Linked DNA regions of Homo sapiens: region 1 is linked to region 2. Evidence: chromatin loops called from intact Hi-C (ENCODE). Cell type or tissue: prostate gland. All regions are shown on one strand. Each heading gives the region's core, and the rest is flanking DNA. Links, peaks and the distances in the headings are about the cores only.

Region 1 (6,576 bases), core at 1,361-3,860, 280 kb before region 2:
GTCTCTCTCATTCCACAGGGAACCCTCATTACTCTCCGGACTGGCGTTCCTGATCCAGCCGGGCTGGCCCTTCCAGAGGGCTGGGAGCCATCAGGGCCGGGGCTGTGGCGAGCAGAGGGATGTGCCAGGTGGTCGTCGTGGCCTCATGTCCTGGGTGTGAGCCTGGGCTGGTCTGAGAGCACTTGGGGCTCGCTCACGCAGGCTGCTGAGCTGGGGGCTCCTAAGCCAGTGACACAGGGCCATGGAGGAAGGAAGGAGCCGGGGTGAGTCACCATGCCTTGAGGGCCCCAAGTCCTAGGGTGAGGTCCTTCATCAGACACTCATAGTCAGGCACCAGGGGCTGCAGATGGCCCCATGCTCCCCGCCCTCCCTGCCCCCACAAAGCCGGCAGTCCACCCAACGAGGCCGAGTCTCTGGAATCAGGCCACATCTCTCTCAGCAACACAAGGCAGCTCCTGGTGGGGAGCGGGGGAAGCCCATTTTACAGATGAGGACACTGGGGCTTAGCAGGTCTAGGGGACTTACTGCAGACCCCGCAGCCAGGACGTAGCAGGGCCACTCGCTCATTCAGTCCTTCAACTACCGTGGGCTGAGAGGCAGGATAGCCAGCGTCTGCACACTTGGGCTAGGAGCCCAGCAGTGCCAGGGGTGACTCCTGGCACCCCCACGTTCTAGGCGTTTACCTTGGACAAGTCACAGCCCCTCTGGGCTTCAGATTCTTTATCTGTGAAATGGGTCTGACACAGTATTTGCCATGGGCATTGAGCATGGTATAAGCCAGCCCATGTCAAGGGCTCAGGGTGTGGCCAGCACACAGCCAGTGGGTGCCCATGTTTGCTGCTATGGTCAACTGGATGGAGCCTTGTGCTGGGTCCTGGGTGCTGGGAAGGGAAGTGAGGGAGACCAAATCCCTGCCTTTGAGATGTTCTTTAGTCTTGTGTGTAAAATAGGGACAAAAATATCTAGCTTCCTTAGGAAGAAAAATAAACAAGATAACTTACAGAAAGCATTTCTTGGAGCCAGGCGCTGCTTGGAGGGTCATTCAATAGGCATCGGTCACCTTCTGCATTTCCCTGGGTGTAACTTTCAGACCAACTGGTGTAAGCTACTTTGGACTCCATTGAATGGACCCACCAGGGCTCACTCAACTGCTTGTTCCTCTATGTGGTTTTTCAACCAGGATGCTACGGCCGAAAGTATCTTTGGAACTAGAGCGTCCCTAAGAACAGTCCCTGGAGGCAGAAGCCGGGCCCTGGCTATAACTAACCCCTGGCTGTAACTAACCCCTGGCTGTAACTAACCCCTGGCTATAACTAACCCCTGGCTGTAACTAACCCCTGGCTATAACTAACCCCTGGCTGTAACTAACCCCTGGCTATAACTAACCCCTGGCTATAACTAACCCCTGGCTGTAACTAACCCCTGGCTATAACTAACCCCTGGCTGTAACTAACCCCTGGCTATAACTAACCCCTGGCTATAACTAACCCCTGGCTGTAACTAACTCCTGGCTGTAACTAACCCCTGGCTATAACTAACCCCTGGCTGTGCTCTGTCAGGGACGGTGGAAGGCATTCCTTTGAGAGAAACATTTGGGATCCTCTGGGTAGAGAATCGTCTTGGACAGGCTTGGGGCTGGGAGCCCTGCCTCCTCTAGAACTGAACCCCAGTAAAACTGCCAGCCAGGGGCCCACGGCGGGTACCCTGCAGGGGGACTCCAGCCTGAGAAGGTCTGCAGTGCGGCTTGTGTTTTGCTCGAGTTGCCATATACCAAGGCAGCACCGATGGACGGGGCAGCTTCAACAACAGACAGCCATCTTCTCACCACTCAGGAGGCCAAGGTCCCAGCTGGGTGGTTCCTCCTGAGGCCTCTCTTCCTTGGTGCGTAGATGCCACCTTCTCCCAGTGTCTTTGGCCACCTGATTGTCCCTCTGTGGGTGTCTGTGTCCCAGTCTCCTCTTCTTATAAGGAAACCAGTCCTACTGGATTAGGGCCCACCCCATTGACTGCATTCTAACTTAGTCACCTCTTTAAAGGCCCTGTCTCCAGGTACAGCCACATGTGGAGGTATGGGAGTTAGGATTTCAACACATGAATTTTGGGGGCCATAACCGAGCCCATAGCATGGGTGATTCATCAGAGTTCTAGGATTTAAAGAGCCTGAGTTATTCGAGACTCCAGGATCACTACCCCAGTAACTGCTGCGACAGCACCCTTACCCCTGCCCTTCTCAGGGGAAGCCAGGTCTAGGGGAGACAGTGACTTGTCCAGGCTCTCACAGTCAGGGCTGAGGCAGAATTGAACCCAGGCCTGGTTCATTCCAGAGCCTGACGGTGCCAGTCGGGAGCCCAGTGCTGGAAGGAGCTGGGAGGAGACAGAACTTGAGACCTATTTACCTTGGCACCCGCAGTGCCCGCTTGGGCTTGGCACACAACTGCTGTTCGGAAGTTGTTGGATGAATTCGACAATGACACATTTGGGCACAGTCCTTGCCCTGGGGGCACACACACCCCCCGATGAGAAGGCAGGCTCGCCGGCACACACCCGAACACCAAGATCACCGAGGCCAGAGCCAGGCCACTTTTCCTTTCTGGTTTGGGCCCTGCCAGCCTCCACACTGGGCCAGTGTGGAGCTGACCTTTCCACGTCTGCTCTGCAAAGCCCAAGCCAATTCCTAAGCCCTCGGCTGTCCCAGAACTGAGTCATGACGGAAGCTGGTGGGATTCCTGGGGGGACAGATCTAGCCCCCACACGTCCTTGCGTGCCTCCATCCATGCCAGCCGGCTCCAGCCCATACCACACCACCCAGAAATCCGCAGCTAGCACACGTTTCCACTGGAATGAAGCACTGCCCTGGCCCTGGCTCCGAATTCCTTGCCGCTCGCAGTCTCCAGCCGGCCGCCAGCTGTAACAGCCTGAGATGGCCTGCAGGGCAGGGAGCTGCAGTAGCAAAGAACATTTGTTTTCATCCGGTTGGAATTTTCTCTCCAAATTACACTGGCTGCCGTGGGCCTACTGTGCGAAGCTCCATTTACAGAAACCCTGGGCCACAGTCTGGGCATGACCTGCTCTCCCCAGAGGCGCCTTTCCCAGCTCGGCACCATGCTACCCAACATTCGCGTGCCCTGGGTTTCCAGGCCCCTTCCTGCCTCTGAGCCTTTGCCTACGCCGTTCTCAGTCTCAGAAATCCCTTCCCAGCCCACCCTGCTGCAGCCCCGGGTGGGGCAGGGCAAGGCCCACACTTGCGTCTCCATTGTACTCCTCACCGGCTGCCAGACTTAAGTGGGCTGCTTTGCCTCTCTGAGCCTCGCTTTCTTGGTTTCTTCATCTGTGGAATGAGAATAGGCTTGGGGGAAGCCTGTGTCCTGCAGGCAGTGAGGGGATTGGCAGGAGCCAAGGTGAGAGAGCTTTTGCAAAGCAGGGTAGCTTTTTTTTTGCGACGGAGTCTTCTTCTGTCGCCAGGCTGGGGTGCAGTGGCACGATCTCGGCTCACTGCAACCTCCTGGATTCAAGAGATTCTCCTGCCTCAGCTTCCCAAGTAGCTGGGACTACGGGCTTACACCACCATGCCCAGCTACTTTTTGTATTTTTAATAGAGATGGGGTTTCACCATGTTGGCCAGGATAGTCTCGATCTCTTGACCTTGTGATCCGCCCTCCTTGTCCCCCAAAAGTTCTGTGATTACAGGTGTGAGCCACTGTACCCGGCCAGCGGATAGCTTTGAAGGCTGCCTCAGCCAGCCTGCCCCTGGCCCTTTGCACACACGCCCATGCAGCCCCATGGGGAGGATGGCTCCTCTCCAGCTAGCCCCGCAGCATGCCATCATCGCTAACCCCATGGGCCGAGCTTGGGCCCATGAAATCCTCATGACTCTCTCTGGGGAGTAAGTGTCCTCACTACCTGTTTTCAGGATTAGGAAGCTGAGTTGAGCAAGGGCTGAGTTCACCCCACCAGGAAGCGGCTGAACTGGGACTCAGCTCTGCAGCTGAGGAGTCCCAAGCACCAACCTCACCAAGGTCTGCTGGACCGCAGGTGGGGGCCCAGGTAACACGCATGTCCCCACACGTGTGGTCTACCCCTCATCCAGGGTGCTCATCCTGGGGTCCCTCTGGGCCTAGGCACATTGCCGCCTAACCAAATCTGTGTTCTGTTAGCAAGAAACTGGGGAGATGGCTCCCATTAAGGTGCACACAGTTACAGCGGAGGACTGGTACTGTCCCTGATGGACACCCAGAGGATGCCTTCTGGACACCAAGGGGGCCTGAGCCACTGCCTCAGCAACACCCAGCACTGAGCCCTTTGCCGCCCTCACCCTGCCAACCTAATTCAGCATCTCTTTCCTCCCCTGCTGACCCCAAACTTCGACTGAGAACCTCGGGTCTGTCACACACACTGGGGTCCCCAGACCTCTGGGTCCAGTACCTGCTGGATCCTCAGCGTGCCCCCGCCACCTCCCCCTGGCTCTGGGCATTTGTCCCGGCCCCTCACCACCTCCTAGGATACCTCGAAGCCCTGCCACGTCCCTGGGGAGACTTGGACATTCACACTGTGGTGCGCAACCTCCTGCTCCTAAGTGTCTCCCCCTCCACGTGACAGAGCGCCGTCCTCGACCAAACTTTAGCCAGGTGTCTCTGAGCCCTCTTCTGGCACAGGCCTTGACCTTGGCTGGCAAAGAATCCCGCTAAGTCAGTTCAGGGAGAGAATCCCCCACCCTTGATCTCAGATCAAGTTCCTCTCTCCCACTCTTGATCGTTAAGTCCTTGTCCCTTTAGCAAGAATCCCACCGGGCCTGGGTAGCAGGAAGTCCTCTACCCTTGATGTCAAATCTAGTCCTTCTGAGTAATTTTCCATCCACTGCCCCTCACTCTGCTCCTTGGCCATAAATTTCCAGCTGTCCTTCCTGTCTTCAAGGTTGAGTTCAAACTCTGTTCGCTGTTACAATCATCTTTGGTAAAGTCTTCTTTGCCATTTTTAAACACGGGTCAGGTGCAATTTTTCTCTTTAACACATACCCCTTAGCCCTCCACCAGCTTAACCATCCCCCCGAAACTGCTCAGCCCTGAAATCTCAGTCCATGTCCTGGTTTAGAGCAAGCTTGACATTCCAAGTGATAATTTCACCTCCCAAGGGGGCTCTCTCAGCTCCCTGCCTCTTCGTTTCTTATTCGTAAAATAGGTACAGAGGATTGAAAGGATATCAGGCGCCGCACAGAGCCTGGCTCAGAACAGGCACACGGCAAAAGTGTGTTTCTCTCTCCTTCTTTGGCTCTTGTTTACAAGAGGCCTTAAACCTGCCAGCAAAGAAGGATTGCACGTTGCTGGGATATTCTGTCTTCCAACGGGGAAAACAAAATCCCAGGTGGTGAGCGAGCGGCAACTCCCAGAAACGGTGACATCTGCCCAGCTCCAGCTTCCCCATTTATCCCTCGAGTTCAGTGCTCAAAAGGACAGGCAGGTGGCCAACCGCAGAGACTAAATTGAATGAAAAGAACCAGGATGCCATTGGATGGTCCAGGCTCGGCCGCGGCAGCGTGTGGGTCGTCAGCGAGACTGGCTCAGCGTTCTGTTTTCTCTCCAACTGGAACAGCGGGGCAGGGAGCCGTGAAATGTTTCAGATGTTTGTTGGAGTTTCTTTTCTTATCCTCACGCATGTAGCTTTGGGAGCTGGCTGGAATGTAAGCATGACCCGCCTGACTCCCTTGCAGGGGAACCAGTATCTTTACTTCAGCTGGCTTTGACAGCACAGTCTGGGGACCCTGAGGCTCAACTGATGTGACAACTCTGAGTCTCTCCTGGGGGCAGGCCTTGGTGGCCTGTGAACTCTTGCTCCTGGTTTTTCATTTCAGGAGGCTCAGAGAAGGCAAGGGGCTGGCCCGAGGTCACACAGCAAATAAGCTGGGAGCCCAGAAGCTTGGATTCTCTTCCTTTTATGTTTATTTCAAAAGCCACGTGCTCCAAGAAGCCTTCCTGCACATGCCACCTTATTCCAGGCTGGGCCAGGTGCCCTCTGGACCCCCGAAGTCCCCGAGTTCAGAGCCCTGATCGTGCAGCATTGCAATTGCTTTTAATGTAGCTGCGTCCTTGGGGCAGACATGGTATTGTGTGGGCACAGAGGCAGCAACAAGTGGTGAATGAGTGAATGTCTGCACAATGCATGCAGATCTTTCCCTTATCCTCAAGGTGGCCTCCTCCCCTGCACATAGTGGTGAGCAGAGCCCCTAACCACGAGGCTCTTTTATCTCCAGGATGGCCAGCTCAGACCTGGAAACTGACAGCTAATTAAAATAACACGATTCATAAAAACAACAGTAAAAATAACTGTCACATTACTGCCGCCAGCAATTACTGAGCATCGCTACAAACCAGGTGCATTTTCTGTCATATTTTATTGAAGGAGCGTGACAGCCGTAGGAGGTGGGTATTATTATCCTAATTTTTCAAGTGATCAACTGGAGACTCAGAGAAGCGACTCCTTATTTGAGGAATGAAGGTTCCACTGGCAAATGAGACAGGTCAGAACAGCGGAGGGCACAGGGTGAGGGCTGGGGACTGGCCAGTTTGTGCTTGGCAATGACAT
Region 2 (6,576 bases), core at 2,028-4,527:
GAGGGAGGAAGCTGGGGAGGGAAAGTCCTGCACGGTCCCATCCCCACAGATGACTGCAGAATAATAACATGACTCTGAGACTATGGGTGACAGCAAAGGCCCTGGCATGAGTGTCTGTGCCAAGAACGCAGCGGAAAGAACCAAGATGCCAGACCTGGGAGTACCCTTGGCAGGCTCACATCTCGTGCCCTATTCTTGGATTGGCCAGTGGGGCTTTCTCACCAGGATGGCCACCTTGGCCCCTGCAAGCCCTGCCCTAAACTCTTCCCACCCCAGCCCAGCCTCTCCCCTTCTGGAGGTGACTGTTATGGACACCATTGCTTTTCTTCTCCAGCATCCATTGATCCTTTCAGGCAAACAAGACTCAGCCTCCCTCAGAGAGAGCCACCCCTCCTGCCACCATGCTCGGGCCTTGTAGTTCAGCTCTGGGGTGGAGCAGGCATCCCAGGACAAAGCCAGCTGGCACACTGGCCTCCCAGGAACACAGTCAGGGATGGGCATGGCCCAGTTAGAGCTAATGAACTGCACTGAGACTTTACCAGGAATAGAGAATGAGACAGGCACTCCTTCCCACTGGCCTTGACCCAGAAAGGATGGAGGTTGAAGCCGTCCCATCATCTTACCACTATACAGAGCCTGGAGATGAAGGCACCAGATCGAAAGAGCTCGGGGAAGGGGAGAACAGAATCTAGGATCTAGCAACACCTTCTATGTGCTGGATCAAGCCTTACCTGAGGCCATCCAACCCCACAGACCATTCTGTCAAATGTACCAGTGAATTCTGTTTTGCTTTTAAGCCATTTTGAGTTGGGTTTTCTGTCCTTTGCAAACCAAGAGAGTCCTGTCTGATGTAGAAATCCTTCCAATACACAAAGCTGGCGTTGGTCACTCCCTGCTGCAGTGCACCCCATGGCTCCCACCAGCTCCAGGGTAAAACGCAAAACCTTCATAGTGGTACCCGATGACTGTTAATGAGCAGACCCCTCCTCTCATCAATACAGCTGCAGTTACCATGCTTCCACACTCATCGTCTGATGAGGCCATTCCAGGCCACTTCTGTAGGTCATATCTCTGCCCCTCTGCTCGACTGTCCCCACAACCTGCAATGCCCTTCACTTCAGGTCAGCTAGCTCCACCCATTTCCCACCGTCTGGAAAGCACACTCTGCACATCCTCTATCCCTGGGTGCAGTTCGGGCCCCTCCTCTGGGTTTCCACAGCTCCCCGTGCACATGACAATGACAAACCCTATTCCCCGATCATGTGATTGTGGACTGTGCTCATCTCCCTGCACCCCCCGACCCCGCAAGGAGTGCACAGGGGCCAGGTCCCATTCATGACCATGGCCTCACATCCTGCATAAAACCCAGCACATGGATAACTGCTCTCTGAATATCTGTGGAATGAATGAATGAATGAACACAAATGCTAAGCTTATGTAGGCCAAATGGAGCTACATAGATAATTTCTACAAGAGAAAGTCAGGGAACTGAACTGACGGCTCTCACACAGCATCCCACCTCCAGCCACTTAATTGGGTGGAAAAAGAGGGTTTCCATTAAGGTTTACATTAGCCTGGCAGTCGTGTTTCACAAGGAACCCAATTACCCTGATGTGGCCACGTAGAGGCTGATGGGCTCAGGAGGAAGGAGTCCGCTCCGCAATTAGGGACTTGCTAGTACAAGCAGCCCAGGAGCCAACATCCCCCCAGCCTCACCTCCTGGGGTGTGCATTCCGACCAGCCACCTGCTGCAGGAATCTGAAATACAGACCACCCCGAGATGGAAGGAGTCCATCTGGCTCAGGGAAACTGGGTCTTCTGAATACGAAAAGTTGCTTACATAGAAATGTAAAAAAAGCTCCGAAGCCCATGTTAAACAGATGATTCCCTTGGCCCAGAAACACGGTCTTTTCTTCCCCTTTGTCCCTGGGGTGATCAGGAAAATGTTAGAACCACAGAAAAATGAATCCTTTGTGGGAAGGAGAACAGGAAGAAAGACTTCCAGGTGCACGGTAAAATGTCAGGTTGGCCGTCTAACCCACCTGGGCGAGAAACCGGGGCATGGAGGGGCCGGTGAGCTTCTTGTCTACAAAGGAGGACACATTCTTTAGAGACAATGATGATCTGATTGGTTTCTCAGACTGAAAGCCACATGAGTCAGTTTTTGTTTTTTGTTTTTTGTTTTTGTTTTTGTTTTTGAGACGGACTCTTGCTCTGTCGCCCAGGCTGGAGTGCAGTGGCTCGATCTTGGCTCACTGCAACCTCCACCTCCCAGATTCAAGCGATTCTCCTGCCTCAGCCTCCTGAGTAGCTGGGATTACAAGTGTGCACCACCACACCCAGCTAATTTTTGTATTTTTAGTACAGATGAGGTTTCACTATGTTGGCCAGGTGGATCTCGAACTCCTGATTTCAAGTGATCCACCTGCCTCGGCCTCCCAAAGTGCTGGGATTACAGGCACGAACCACCGCACCTGGCCAACTTCTTTAATTCCTCCCTTCAATTGCCACCCTTCCGGAGCACGGGAACCTACCGCCCAGTGCCCCCACCTTGCGGTGCACAGTGGGATACACATCCCCAAAGCCAGCCTCCCCCGCCCCAAAAAAGAGCTACCCCATTTGCCTCCCGTTTTCTCGGCCCCTCACCCTCAGCTCCAGTGCCCAGCAGCCACTGCCTCCTGACCACTCTCATCCTAATTCCTTAGCAAGTCCTTCGACGCAAGCCTCTGCCTCTGTGATTTTCAGAGGCTGCGTCTGTCACATTTCTCCAACCCATCACGCTGGCTTTCAGGGGGTACTTCCAAATGATTTCAGTCACTGGTCATGAAATCTGTCATTAGCTAATAATAAGAAGAAAAGAGCCTCGAGGCAGCAGAAGGTGGGGGCAGGGTGTGAAACCCAAAAGAAACAATTCTCAGAAGAGGATGCCAACCTTTCCCCTGGCGTGTGTCACCGTCACCGCCCCTCCGAGCCCAGCCACTTGCCAGCAAGCTGCACAATGAGCCCCACCGAGGCGGGGGGCAATGGAACCCGCTGCTCACTTCCAGCAACAGACGAGCCCCATGAGACTGCCAGGCTCTTAGAGAAACGCACTTCATAAAGGAAAGCAGAAACGGCCGTGCAGAAGCTAAGTCTGGAGAAGCACGTTCGCTGGTTCCCAAGTTGTGAAACTCGTATTAATTAATGTGACTGGTAACGTCCCAATGTATCCAGGGAAGTCCAAAGCGTTGTCTGCTGAGAAAATAAGAAGATTAAATCATTAAGTCGTTAGAAAAAGAAAGGCTTTACTATGCACCTGCCATGGAAACGGGGATGTGGGAAAGGCCAGAAGGACAGTGCCCTCTAGCGGCTGTCTCCCCTGCAGAAGTGACACAGATGCCTCCATGAAAGCTTCCCCCAACAGGAGGACCCGGCCTGCTTCGGAGACAGGCCCCTTCCAAAAGCAGGTGGATTTGGGGAGTGCTGGAAGCCATTGGCCTCTGGTGCTGGCAGCTCAGTTCCCACCTGAGATACTCAAAGAACCACCATGGCACTGCCTTGGGCCCCACCGGGCACAGACAACTCTACCCATCAGGAACAGATGCAATGCCCACAGCAGAAAAGGAGAAAGGCCTTCACGGCCCACAGGGGTCCCCACACCCCTGCTGGAGACTGCACCTTTGGAGGAACAGCCCCAAACAAGGGATGGAGGGATGACGGCAGGTGGAGAGTCACTCCATGACCCCACAAAGCAGGTCAGGTTCCCCACTCCCCGCATCCATTCCCCTTCCTCTCCTTTCGAGGCACTATTAGTCTAAGGCACATCTGTGCTACAGGATTTGCGTCTACAGTGCTCTGAAAGGACAGATGCATGGCCTGCTCTGTCTCCCCTGCTCCCAACATGACGCCTGGACTGAGGCAGGTGCTCCGTGAACACTCGGTGAATTCATGAATGAATGAATCAGGGTTTCGGGACTCTACCATTCTCTCTACTGCAGTGTCTCCTGTAAAAACTCAAAGGATGTACTTTCTACTCCATCTGTCACTGTCTCTATGGAAGGCTGGATCTTGGTCCCTGCAAAGATGTCCACATCAAGTCCCAGGAAACTGTGACTTTGCATGGCAAGAGGGAGTTTGCAGATGTGATTAGGTAAGGACCTTGGGGTGGGAGATTAGCCTGGATTATGCAGGGGGCCCAATGTGATTGACAGGGTCCTTACAAGAGGAAGCAGGAGGGCCAGAGCCAGAGGAGGTGTGGCGAAGGAGACAGAGAAAGATCGGGAGATGGCTTTGAAGACAGAGGAAGAGGCCAGGCACTAAGGAACGCAGGTGCCTCTGCAAGTTGGAAAAGGCAAGGAATGGGATTCTCCCCTGGAGCCTCCGGAAGGAACCGGCCCTGCTGCCACCTTGATGTTGGGACTCCTGACCTCCAGAACTGTAAAATAATAGATTTGTGTTGGTTTAAACCACTGGGTTTGTGGTATTTTGTCACAGCAGCCCTAAGTAAATTAACAGCCTCAAGAGAGCCCCAGCAACTCCACGTAATTTCAAAAAGCCTGGAACATTCTTTGCAGCAGTTTTACTGAGCCCTGCTCCACACCGGGTGCCCCCTGGCACAAGCGTTACTGAAACTGACATGGCTTTGTTCACGCAAGCAGAATGAATATTAAACAAGCACAGAGGACGCATCTGACCAACACTGTGGATAAAATCACAACTGGCCCTAAGGCTGCCGCGGGCCATTCTCCTGTGACACCAAGGTCTGAGGAGGTTGCCTCCTTATTAGCAAATCCGGAACAATGTTTTTTTTGAGAAGGAGTCTTGCTCTGTCCCCCAGGCTGGAGTGCAGTGGCACAATCTCGGCTCACTTCAACCACCACATCCTGGGTTCAAGCGATCCTCCTGCCTCAGCCTCCCAAGTAGCTGGGATTACAGGCGCCCACCACCATGCCCGGCTAATTTTTGTATGTTTAGTAGAGACGGGGTTTCACCATGTTGGCCAGGCTGGTCTCGAACTCCTGACCTCAAGTGATCCACCCACCTCGGCCTCCCAAAGTGTAATGTATTGTTTTCAATGTGCAAAAACAACTGGATGGCCTCACAGTCAGCACGACCTGAAGTCAGTTCTCCACCGGTGGCTTCTCAGAATGGCTTAGCACAGCAGCCGCTGGCTAAAGGGCTGAGTAAGGGGTCAGATTCCCTCACCCTCTGTCCTCCTCAGCCTGGGGATTTAATGGGTTCACAGGAAGTAGCCAGGGATGAGCTAACTGCTTGACGTTTTCAGACACAGCTGTGTCCCACAAACCTTGCTGTTCCTTGAGCCTGTGTCTCCTCTTTGTCCCCAAGAACACGTGACACAGATGGCTTCTCGATCCTGCTACTGTCCCTCCAATTACTGGCCTACCAGGTTCTCAGGCTGGAGCCCGGGCATTTTCAAACACAAGGATGGTGCACTAGCTCTTCTGCATGGACGTCATTCAAGTCACTAAAAACGGTGAATATCAGCCCAGATGTCAGCACCATCAGCCTCCTGGACCAAGCACACCCATCTATGGTGGACCAAGCACCAGGAGCACACCAGCAGGCTGGCAAAGAAGAGGACACACATTGCGGGAAACGTTGAGTGCTCAGTGAATTCATGAACGACTGAATCAGGGTTTGAGGACTCTACCATTCTCTCTACTGCAGTGTCTCTTGTAAAAACTCACAGGGGCCGGGCGCGGTGGCTCACGCCTGTTATCCCAGCACTTTGGGAGGCCGAGGCGGGTGGATCACCTTAGGTCAAGAGTTTGAGACCAGCCTGGCCAACATGGTAAAACCTCATCTCTATTAAAAATACAAAAAAATTAGCTGCACTTGGTGGTCTGCGCCTGTAATCCTAGTTACTTGGGAGGCTGAGGCAGGAGAATCGCTTGAACCCAGGAGTCAGAGGCTGCAGTGAGCTGAGATCTCGCCATTGCACTCCAGCCTGGGCGACAGAGTGAGACTCCATCTTAAATAAATAAATACTCAAAGGACCTATATTCTACTCCATCTGTCACTGCCTCTATGGAAGGCTGGATCATGGTCCCTGCAAAGATGTTCACATCAAGTCCCAGGAACCTGTGACTTCACATGGCAAGAGGGGGACTTTGTAGATGTGATTAGGTAAGGACCTTGGGGTGGGAGATTAGCCTGGTTATTCAGGGGGCCCGATGTGATTGACAGGGTCCTTACAAGAGGAAGCAGGAGGACCAGAGCCTTTTACTAGGTCCAGATACCTCCCTTACCACTTCCCCCATGCCTGCCCCGACATGGTAACCCTGGCCAGGAAAAGGTCAGGATGGTGGCAGAGAAGAGGGGAACTCAGTCCATGCTGTGGATTTAATTGTGTCCCCCTGAAAAAGATATGCTGGAGTTAGGCAGGTCCGGGTCTAACCACTCATCTGGGTGTGTGGCCTTGGGAAAGTTCACATCTCCAAGTGCCAATTCCAACATCAGTAAAAACAGTGACACAACCTTAAGTGAGGACTTCTCTGGAAGAGGGAGAGACAGACACACTGTGTCCAGCCAGTTCAACACAGTAGCTTGCCTGAGCTAAGGATGCAAACAGAGCTC

The links. A loop is a pair of places that touch in the nucleus more often than their neighbours do. Peaks named below come from ENCODE experiments on the same cell type or tissue, not always from the same donor. Only the 100,000 strongest peaks of a DNase experiment are listed, where the experiment ranks them.
Region 1: it touches region 2 in a loop (2.5-fold over the local background); 4 of 110 quality-filtered maps call a loop at or near these places.

Annotation. Positions count from the first base shown.
Region 1 is chr22:44,357,096-44,363,671 of GRCh38, reverse strand. No RefSeq gene overlaps it. Among named protein-coding and RNA genes, the nearest start is that of SHISAL1, 47 kb to the right of the region's middle. In prostate gland, for the core only: a CTCF peak has its summit at 2,914; DNase peaks (open chromatin) are centred at 2,451 and 2,834; H3K27ac peaks cover 469 bases.
Region 2 is chr22:44,078,141-44,084,716 of GRCh38, reverse strand. The region is part of intron 1 of PARVB (parvin beta); the gene reads right to left. Among named protein-coding and RNA genes, the nearest start is that of PARVB, 57 kb to the right of the region's middle. In prostate gland, for the core only: a CTCF peak has its summit at 3,357 (motif pointing left); a DNase peak (open chromatin) is centred at 3,346.